Regions from separate parts of the Homo sapiens genome. Here region 1 is linked to region 2. A link is a loop called in an ENCODE intact Hi-C map of the cell type or tissue named here. Cell type or tissue: tibial artery. All regions are shown on one strand. Links, peaks and the distances in the headings refer to the core of each region. The heading gives the core; the rest is flanking DNA.

Region 1 (5,370 bases), core at 177-5,176, 640 kb before region 2:
GCCTGTAATCCCAGTACTTTGGGAGGCCAAGGCGGGCAGATCACTTGAGGTCAGGAGTTCGAGACCAGCCTGGCCAACATGGCAAAACCTCGTCTTTACTAAAAATACAAAAATTAGCTGGGTGTGGTGGTACACACCTGTAATCCCAGCTACTCGGGAGGCTGAGGCACAAGAATCACTTGAACCCAGGAGGTGGAGGTTGCAGTGAGCCAAGATTGTGCCACTGCACTCCAGCCTGAGTGACAGAGCGAGACTCTGTCTCAAAAAAAATTATTATTTTTCTACAAATATCATATATTTTTCTCCAATCTAGTGGACTTAGTGTCTCATTAAGTGGATGTGAGGAGAATACACAGCAGCCATAGCCTGGCTCTGGGTGAAGTGACTCAAATTGCTCAACTTAAGTCCCGGCAAACCCTCCAGTAAGTTTCCATTTCTCTCTGCCCCGACCCTGTCACTCCATCTCCTGTGGGCATTTCCTTTTCTTTTCTTTTCTTTTTCTTTTTTTTTTTTTTTTGAGACGGAGTCTCATGCTATCACCCTGGTTGGAGTGCAGTGGTACCATCTCGGCTTACTGCCACCTCCGCCTCTCAGGTTCAAGCGATTCTCCTGCCTCAGCCTCCTGAGTAACTGGTATTACAGGCTTGTGCCACCATGCTTGGCTAATTTTTTTTGTATCTTTAGTAGAGACAGCATTTCACCATGTTGGCCAGTCTGGTCTTGAACTCCTGACCTCAGATGATTTATCTAAGTAAATTGTTCCAGAAAATAGAAAAGAATAAAAGCAACTCTAGTCATTTCTGAGGCTAGCATAACCTTGATTGGTAAAACAAAAAGTAAAAGAAAAGGAAATTTTAAGTTCATTTTATTTATGACAGACAGAGATATAAGATTCCTATGTAAAATATTAGATCGTGAGAGCCAACCATATACAGTTGACCTTGAACAACACATTTGAATCACACAGGTACACCTACTTTCTCCTGCCTCTGCCACCCCTGAGACAGCAAGACCAGCCCCCTCTTCCTCCTTCCCAGTCTACTCAACATGAAGACGACAGAGAGGAAGACCTTTATGAGGATTCACTTCCACTTAAGGAATAATGAATATGTTTTATCTTCCTTAAAAAAAAAATAAAAGATGTGGAGGATGGCTTGAGCTTTTTGTGTATTTCTCAAAAGTTTTAAGATGTCCTAATTTATTGGTCAAGCAAAAGAAGAAGAAAAGAAATACAGTCATGTGTTGGCTAATGATGGGGATATGTTCTGAGAAATGCATCACTAAGCAATTCCGTCATTGTGCAAACATCACAGAGTGAACTTACACAAACCTAGATGGCAGAGCCTACTACACATCTAGGTTACATGGTATAGCCTGTTGCTCCTAGGGTACAAACCTGTACAGCATGTGACTCTACAGAATACTGTAGGCAACTGTAACACAATGGTAGGTATTTGTATATCTAAACATAGAAAATGTACTGTAAGGCCAGGTGCTGTGGCTCACACCTGTAATCCTAGAACTTTGAGAAGCCGAGGTGGGTGGATCATCTGAGTTCAGGAGTTCGAGACCAGCCTGACCAACATGGTAAAACTACTAAAAGTACAAAAATTAGCTGGGCATGGTGGCGGGGACCTATAATCCTAGCTACTTGGGAGGCTGAGGCAGGACAATCGCTTGAACCTGGGAGGCAGAGGCTGCAGTGAGCCGAGATCACGCCATTGCACTCCAGCCTGGGGGACAGAGCAAGACTCTGTCTCAAAAATAATAATAATAATAATAATAAGTACAGTAAAAATGCAGTATAAAAGATTAAAACAAGCCAGGTACAGTGGCTCAGGCCTGTAATCCCAGCACTTTGGGAGCGTGACGGGGGGAGGATTGCTTAAGGACAGGAATTTGAGACCAGCCTGGGCAACATAGCAAGACTCCATCTGTGATGGTGAATACTGAGTGTCAAGATGATTGGATTGAAAAATCCTGGGTGTGTCTGTGAGGGTGTTGCCAAAGGAGATTAACATTTGAGTGAGTGGACTGGGAGAGGCAGACCCACCCTCCGTCTGGGTGGACACCATCTAATCAGCTGCCAGCAGGGCCCGAACAAAAGCAGGCAGAAGACCGTGGAAAGACTAGACTGGCTTAGTCTCTGCGCCTACATCTTTCTCCTGTGCTGAATGCTTCCTGCCCTCAAACATCAGACTCCAAATTCTTCAGCTTTGGGACTCTTGGACCTTTGACCACAGACTGAAGGCTGCACTATTAACTTCCCACTTTTGAGGTTTTGGGACCTGGACTGGCTTCCTTGCTCCTCAGCTTGCAGACGGCCTATTGTGGACCTCACCTTGTGATCGTGGGAGTCAATGCTCCTTAATAAACTCCCCTTATATATACATCTATCCTATTAGTTCTGTCCCTCTACAGAACCCTGACTAATCCACCATCTCTACAAAAAATAATACAAAAAATTAGCCGGGTGTGGTAGCAGGCGCCTGTGGTCCCAGCTACTTGGGAGGCTGAGGTGGAAGAATCGCTTGAACCGGGAGGTGGAGGCTGCAGTGAGTTGTGATTGCACCAGTGCACTCCAGCCTAGGAGACAGAGCGAGACTCCATCTCAAAAAAGAAAAAAAAAAAAAAGGCAAGCTCACGAGGCAGCACCCTGCTGCCCGTGCTGTCTCATGTGCCTTGGCTCTCAATATCTCTCCCGCCCTCTCCCCCGAATAGTGTTTGTCCTTATGAAAGCAAAAGAGGAAGGAGAGCCAGAAAGCTTGATTCTGGAAAATTCCTCTCAAAGTCTTGAAAACAAGGGGAGGGGTAGAGTAGAAAAAGAGCAGGATGTTGGAACCCGCAACCTTGCCACATTAAGTAGTGACGGGCCTCACCTCCCCAAAGGAGATCACCATCTGCCATGAGAATAAGTGAATGGAAAATGGACTGAGAAACTCACGTATCACACCACCTTGGCTCTGCCAGAGCAGCCAGGACAGTAGCCCGAATTCTCCCTTCTCTGCCTCGCCACACACAATGGCCCCTAACTCCCACCTACCTTCTCCCCCAAGAGAATTCTGCGGGGAGCCCCCCGAATACTCTCTGCTGGCAGTTGTGATCCTCCTGGAAGTGAACCACGTTTATCTGCATTCTCTTACCAGTTTGCTTGGTGACTCAGTCTCCCTGGGTACACTGCCAAAACCAACTTCTAGAGGAAAGTCTGAGTCCTGGGCCGCAGTGACCCCATGCAGACATGGCCAGCCACCTAGGAGGCATGTCAGGGTTGCAGGGGCCCTTGAACACTTGGATCTTGCTTGTTTTCATGCTTAGCCATGGAACTATGTCCTAGAACATGAGTAGCTTTGTTTCTTGCCAGACAATTCCTCAGTATTGTGCAGACCCAGACACAACAAGATGAAGAAAACTCTAGACGTCTGTGAGGCCCAGATAAACCCGATGGAACAGCCCTGGGCAAAGCCCCATTCAGGGTAGGGGAAACATGGCCACTACTAATGCCTAAACCACCCCACCCCATGTCTCCTCTCTAAGGGTCTTCTATGACCCTGACACCATCTTCTTCCAAAGCGTGGATGAAAAAGGAACAGGAGGCGAGCGCAGTGGCTCACGCCTGTAATCCCAGCACTTTGGGAGGCTGAGGCAGGCAGATCACTTTAGCTCAGGAGTTCAAGACCAGACTGACCAATGTGGTGAAACCCCATCTCTATAAAAATACAAAAATTAGCCAGGTATGGTAAGAGGTGCCTGTAATCCCAGCTACTCGGGAGGCCAAGGCAGGAGAATAGCTCGAACCTGGGAGGCGGAGGTTGCAGTGAGCCGAGATTGCGCCACTGCATTCCAGCCTGGGTGATAGAGCAAGACTCAGTCTCAAAAAAAAAAAAAGAAAAAAGAAAAGAAACAGGAGCAAAAGCCCATCCTTGCCATGAGAAGAGTGTTGGTGTTCTATGCCCTTCACAGAGTGAAGCTCTAAGTGCAGCACCAGGCAAACTGTGCAAAGGGACAAATCAGGTGGTCACTCCAAGGCCCTTGAAAGCTCTTGGGCCAGCTTCCCACTGAATCCACAAACCCCTGTTGAAGAGTCCTGGGATCCTCAGCTTAGACCTCTGGCTCTTTGGCTCCAAGCTGTTTGCTCCATTATCAGATGGCGCTACTGGCTAGAAAGACATTGCTTACACTAAGCTGAGTTGATCTTCCTGGAAATGCCCCCTTGTCTCTTTCTGTTGCTGCACATGGGTTAAGCCTGCATCCCCCTCCAACAACAGGTGCTCGCCCTTAAATGTTTGAAAGCAGCTGTCACGTCCCATTGAAACAGGCATCCTTCAGGCTAAGGAGCCCGCTCCTAGACTTTAGCGCAGCGGAAACATAGTTTTCAAAAGTCTGTGCAATTCACCAAAGAGTGAGTTCATCTTGTGATGTCAAGAGCTGAATTAATCAGGGACTCAAGAAGCAATTCCAGGGAACCTCTGCATATCTAGGTTTAGAGACTCAACCGTGATGAACCAGGCTTGTCTTATCTCCAAAGCTTTTATCCAATAGGAATGGGAGGGCAAGACAGTGACTGCGGTAGGTGGCTGGGGACGTGGCTTGGGAGTTAGGAACCCCAACCTGGTTTCTGACCCTCTCTACACCTCGTCTAGACCTCTGCTCCCTTATCTGTCTAAGCATCTCTTCCACTTCCCAAATGGCAGACACCAATGGTTCCCATTGTTCTCAATGAAATACAAATATTAATAGAAACTGTCAGGCCTCTGAGCCCAAGCTAAGCCATCATATCCCCAGTGACCTGCACATATACATCCAGATGGCCTGAAGCAACTGAAGATTCACAGAAGTGAAAATCGACTTAACTGATGATATTCCACCATTGTGATTTGTTTCTGCCCCAACCTAACTGATCAATGTACTTTGTAATCTCCCCCACCCTTAAGAAGGTTCTTTACAATCTCCCCCACCCTTAAGAAGTTTCTTTGTAATTCTCCCCACCCTTGAGAATGTACTTTCTGAGATCCACCCACTGCCCCCAAAACATTGCTCTTAACTCCACCGCCTATCCCAAAACCTATAAGAACCAATGATAATCCCACCACCCTTTGCTGACTCCTTTTTTGGACTCAGCCCGCCTGCACCCAGGTGAAATCAACAGCCTTGTTGCTCACATAAAGCCTGTTTGGCAGTCTCTCCACACGGACACCTGAGACAGAAACCTGAGAGTAATCACTGGACTACAGGCAACTTAGAAACAGGGACAGCTGTTCATCTTTGAATCACCAGATCCTACCACAGTGTCCGACATGGAGAAGGTGTTCAATCTATGCTTGCTTAATGAATGAATGAATGTTTACCTTTGCAGCGATTCAACTAATGGAT
Region 2 (5,370 bases), core at 276-5,275:
GGCTCAGAAAACAGGACACGCCGAGGACATAGAAGCCTGGGTGAGCAGACCCCAAGGGAAGCCCCGGTGTTAGAGAGGAACCTCCCTCCGGAAAGACGCCGGGTTCCTCAGAGGGCCGTTTTCATGTGAGATGGGGATGTTTTATTGGGTGCAGTGGCAGGACCAAGGGCTGGGAGCAGGGAACCTCTGGGCTTGCCCTGGAAGCTTCCATATGGGGGCAGCCAGGCAGAAGCCTGTGGGGTGAGTGCTGCATGCCACAGGGGTGGAGGAGTGGGCTCCCTGGAGGAAGATCTCCTGATCCTCAGGCCTCCTCCAGCACCAGGCGCAGAGCTTCCGCCACCAAGGATGTTCCAGCAGAGACCACACAGCCGCGTGGCCTGGACTCGAAGCCATCGAAGTTTTGAATCTCTAAGTCCTTATTTCTTGCCAGCCCAACTATTAATAAATCAAAAGCTCCTTGGAGCGTTGGTTTTTATTTTCTTCTCCCCTAGAACAGTGTGGAAGGAATGAGTGCCTGCTGCCCATGGCCAAGAGACCCCTGACCCCTGGTGATGAGGAAGCTCTTGCTTGTCACTCAGCCCCACATGGTCTGGCATTCACGAGCCCAGTCATCACTTTCTAATCAGGAGATGTCTTATCCTTTTATGGTTTTGTTCCCACCCTTGCGAGGTCAGCTGAGGGTTGACCCTTTGTCTCAGGAAGGTGGCAGGAGCCAGAGAGGAGCAGCCCGAGGTGCTCGGAATTGTACCTGCTCAGGAAGCCAGGCATAGAGTCCACGAAGCTTCACTCCTGAGCCCCTGGGGAGCATTCCTGGCAGCGTCGGCACAGGCAGAACCATGGAAGGAGTCGGCGTCCACCCCGGGACTTGGTGGTACCCAGTCTTCTCCTTGCACACAAATGCCACCGTGCCTGTCATTCAAGTATTGCTTTACCTAAAAGGCTTGAATTTGGAGGGGGAGGCAGGGGACATTTTCATCTCCTAAACAAGGTATTTCTATAGTATAGTCGTTGCTTATCAAAATCACACCTTACTTTTGAAATTTAAAAACATGCAAAAAATATATTTGAGCAGTTCTCCCTTGGAGTAAGGGGATCCCCATTACAAGTGCAAAATCCTCCTTGAGGGGTAGAACCAGCTCATTAACCCCGTCACTCCCTCCGAACCCTTAAGCATGGCTAGTTTGTTAGATTACATACCACAGAATGATCTGGAAAGAAGGATTGCATAACTCGTCAAGGAGAGTGTTGGTTTTGGGCATGGCATGGGGGTGGTGGGTTGGCTGGGAGGGAGATGTGTAGGTCTGAGGTCCCTGAGAAATCCCAGTGTCACAACATGGCTGAGCCCAGGGCATTTAGGAGGCTGTGGGCTAGAGGGCCAGAGTCTTCCAGCTGTGCTTCTCAGAGACCTGGGGGTCGGTGGGAGGTCTTCTCCCATCCCCTCTTCAACTGCAGCTTGGCTGCTTGGCTGTGCTTTATAGACTGGCTTAACTCATGAGAGTCCATCGGAAGGGCTCTTGGCTAAAAAAAAGTGTTGCCAGGTGCCGTGACTCACACCTGTAATCCCAGCACTTCGGGAGGCCAAGGTGGGAGGATTGCTTGAGCCCAGGAGTTTGAGACCAGCATGGGCAACATAGCGAGACCCTGTTGCTACAAAAAATCTAAAAATTAGCCTGGTGTGGTGGTGCAGGCCTGTAGTCCCGGCTACTCAGGAGGCTGAGAGGCAGGAGCATGACTTAAGCTCAGGAGTTCAAGGCTGTGGTGAGCCATGATCATGCCACTGTACTCCAGCCTGTTCAGCGTGCAATGGCACAATCATGGCTCACCACAGCCTGTGCCTGTGACAGAGACTCCAAATCTAAAACATAAAGAAAGGAAAAGAGTGTGAAGCTGCTGATGCAATCCCCTTGTCTCAAGTGATAGACAAGATGTCTGGGGTTCAAGATTGCCGATGTGTCCACGGGCATGGGGTGTTGGTGCAGCCCTGGACCTGGGGCAGGGGGCTGTGTGCAACCAGGCCTGGTCAGCATTGCTGTCGCTACTACTCTTGTGCAACAAGTGGGGACAACACAGCGCAGCACGGAGCGTTTTCTGAGAAAGGCCGGGGGGTCCGGAGTGTGAAAGGACACCTCAGGGCTGGGGCATGGCAGGGAAGGCTCTGGGTGCTGAGTGCTTGCAGTCCAGGGGGCTTCGGAGCTGCTGAGAGAGGACGAGCCTTGGGTGCTTGACAGTTCTGCGGACAGTTCAGAGGCTGCAAACGCTTCCTGACTCCCCAGGACTGGTATTCTAAACTTGGAACTCGCAGTGCGCTCTTGGCGGGCTTCAGAAAGTTCACGAACACCCTGAACTTGTACCAAAACATTATGTGCATGGGCGTTTCTCTGGAACCGCGGTCCAGGGCGAGGGAAGTTTGTGATAATTGCATTTTTGAAGGAGCAAAGGACCCCTGCTGGGGTACGTCACATGGGGACCCAGGGCCCATCCTGTCTGGCCCTTTTCTCTCCACTTCAGCAGGAAAACACACACACACACACACACACACACACGAGTCTTCAAACTTGGAATAGTGATTGCACTGCTAGAATGCTTATTTGTGTGTGCAGGTGTAGCTTTAGAGATGGAGGCAGGGAGAAGGACTATGCATTCTGAGAGAGGGAGGGATTGAGAGAGAGAGAGAGAGTGTGTGTGTGTGTGTGTGTGTGTGTGTGTGTGTGTGTATGTCAGCAGGAATCTGAAAGTACAGCTTGGTGACTGTAAGGGCTGGAGGTGTCGGTGTTTTCTTGCCTGTTCCTTCTCTCTGAACAGAGCTCTCTGTTTGGAAGACCTGTCTTAGCTGTTCCTTCAAAAGTTCTGTGTGTTCTCCTCTGATCTGAGCTGACTTTCGGGGCATGGCTCCAATGGTTTGCCAGCAACTTAGGCCAACGGCAACAGCGGAAACCGAGACAGCTCTGCAAAAATATTTGTTTAATTAGCAGAAACGATCTGTGATCAGAATCCATGTTTAACGACCTGGCTTACAGCCAAGCTCAACACATTTTCCTTCAGGACTGTTTTTGGTGTTGAACTGAGCAAATTCAGCTCTGACCTTCATCCTGGCTGGGGGAGGGGAGACGCCCCACCCTGCTCAGACCCTGGGCTTTTTATTGAAAGGCAGTGCCAGGCACACTCTGATGGGTCTTGGGGGAGACCAAGGGTGCCCTGCTCAATGTCAGCCCTGACTCTGTGCCACGTGCACTCAGCTCTGCCACGGAGGTGCATGGCTCTGTAGACGTGGACGGTGAGCTGGGGAGGAAGGTGGTCTTGGAGAGAAATGCCCCATGGGGAGCTGAGACCTGTGTGTCATGGGATCATCCTGGATTTGGCTTAAAATCCACGTGGCTGTGGAAATCCCAGGGTGCACCGAGGATCTGTGGGGGAGCAGGGGTAAGTCCAGGTGAACCTCGAGCTGTTCTCAGCCCTGAGGTTTGGGTCACTCCGAGAGCACTTGGGTCTCTGCCGAACGGCACAGATCATTCTCAGGCCCTTACAACCATCCGGGTCACTCTAGAATTCCTTTTAGGACTCCTGGGCTGGGCTGTGGCTATTCAGGACTCTGGGTAAGAGCCCTTGGAGTCACCTGGGAGGTAGAATCGCCATTTTCTAGCAGCCATCTTGAATGGCAGATTCCCTGCAGTTCAAGCTGGGGCTGCCCAAGGGGTTCTGGGGGGTCCTGGGTGCCTTCCAGTTGCCCCTCCAGGTGCACCCCCTCCTCCCCCAGGACACTGACCGGCGGGGGCCATCGTGGGGGACCTTGTGCTCTCTGGCTCTGGCTGGCTCAGCCAGTGGGAGCCTGTGGGGCTGGGAGGGAGGAGGGTGTGATGAGGCATCTCCTTCCCGCTGGGCTCCTCCCCACCTCTTTCCTCCTTTTCCAAGTCCCCTGACCATCCCTCCCCTATCTCTCCAGGTCTCTTAAATTACCACGGTGCCAGCTACATGGCCCGGGTGGGTGGTTCCCCACACTGCCTACCCCTTCATACCTCGCCCCATTACACCCTCCTGGAATCATTCTCACTGGAGGCTGCACCGTTTCCTGCTGCCCACGATGAACAAAGCAGGAAACTGTCTTTTCCAGACTTCCCCACGAAGTGAGGTTTTGACGACCTCATTCTCCAAGAGCAAACCCAGCCCCTGGAGTCCGTTCTTTCCCTGCGCGCGTGGACACCCCTGCAGCAGTGGCTCCTTTTGGTGGCCGCTCTTCAGACACGTGCTAGAGAGCAATCATTGATGACAACGTTTTCTTTCAAAAGGCCCAGAAAACAAAATTAAATCTTGGGACTCGAAGCTTCCTGGGCCTGTGCCACGAAGGCCCATGCTTAGCCGGTCTGGTGCCAGGCTCTGTGACGTGTGGAAACCAGGCCCACCGACCACACAGCAGTGGCTGAGGATGGCTCCCTCCTCGGCTACTCTCTGAAATGGTAGAGGCCACTCTCATGGCTGAGTGGTCTCCGCCGTTCTGCAGAGGTGTGGATAAGAACAGGAGTTCCTGCTTGTCTCCTAGGGGTCCGTATTGAACGTTGGCAATCAGTGGAAATCCTGTCTCAGGCCCTCTCGGGGCCCCACACTGATCATTGTATTTAAATCCTCCCAGTGTCCTGCAGACACCTACCTCCCAGACCAAAGAGGGACCTTGCTGGTGGCCAGGAAACAAGCTGAAGCACAGAGAGGAGAGAAAGAGACAGAGTTGGGTCCTCGGGTCACCTTAAAAGGCTGTGAGACTTTTTGCCAGGGCAGGGCCTGGCGGGTGGTGGAGATGCAGGATGAAGGACTTAAGGAGGGATCTTTTACTTTCAGTGTGAAAGTGACCTGTGTTTTTATGAGGGGGCTAGAGAAATACTCAGAATCTGAGAGCAGGCAGTTGGAGTGGGATCTCAGCAAACTTCCGTGTCTGCATGGTCCTGCAACCATCGCCCTGGACAGAGGTCTCAGCTGGGTAGAGATGGACGGTTGTCAGGGCACAGCCTGTCCTTAGGGGGTGCTAGGAATGGGGATTGGGGTGAAGAGGAGTTCAGGAAAGAGGGGTGAGGCATGGGGAACCTGCTGGCTTAGAGGATGCAAAGGGGCAGGTTTTATGGACGCTTTATGCAGGTCCCTTTCATAAAGATACTTGCCCAGCCTGAGCAGAAACCCACACCCTAGAGTTTGTTTCTTCCCTGTGGGCACCCCCCGCCCCCGCAGCAGCGGCTTCTTTCAGTGGCAGAGGCTGACTCTTTTTGCAGCTTCTCCAGCACTTGCAAATGCAACTTCCTTGCACCCACTTCAGACACTTTACAGCTGGAACCCCTTCCTTCAAGGTTAGGGGCCCAGGCCCACAGCCCCTACCTCCAAGTTTCCACG

What was found. Hi-C counts contacts between places; a loop is a spot of excess contacts. Peaks named below come from ENCODE experiments on the same cell type or tissue, not always from the same donor. Only the 100,000 strongest peaks of a DNase experiment are listed, where the experiment ranks them.
Region 1: a loop joins it to region 2, with 15 times the contacts of the local background. A loop is called at or near these places in 1 of 110 quality-filtered maps.

The regions. Positions count from the first base shown.
Region 1 is chr10:6,193,393-6,198,762 of GRCh38, reverse strand. PFKFB3-AS1 (PFKFB3 antisense RNA 1) reads left to right here. Exons shown (of 2, transcript XR_007062045.1): 2 at 968-1,158. It also overlaps a transcript of PFKFB3 not described here. Among named protein-coding and RNA genes, the nearest start is that of PFKFB3-AS1, 6.7 kb to the left of the region's middle. In tibial artery, for the core only: no CTCF peak of the experiment used is centred there; DNase peaks (open chromatin) are centred at 2,664 and 3,169; H3K27ac peaks cover 5,000 bases.
Region 2 is chr10:5,552,115-5,557,484 of GRCh38, reverse strand. No RefSeq gene overlaps it. Among named protein-coding and RNA genes, the nearest start is that of CALML3-AS1, 29 kb to the right of the region's middle. RefSeq lists enhancers at 2,938-3,460, 3,461-3,984. In tibial artery, for the core only: no CTCF peak of the experiment used is centred there; DNase peaks (open chromatin) are centred at 2,244, 2,924, 3,344, 4,844 and 1 weaker place; H3K4me3 peaks cover 833 bases; H3K27ac peaks cover 5,000 bases.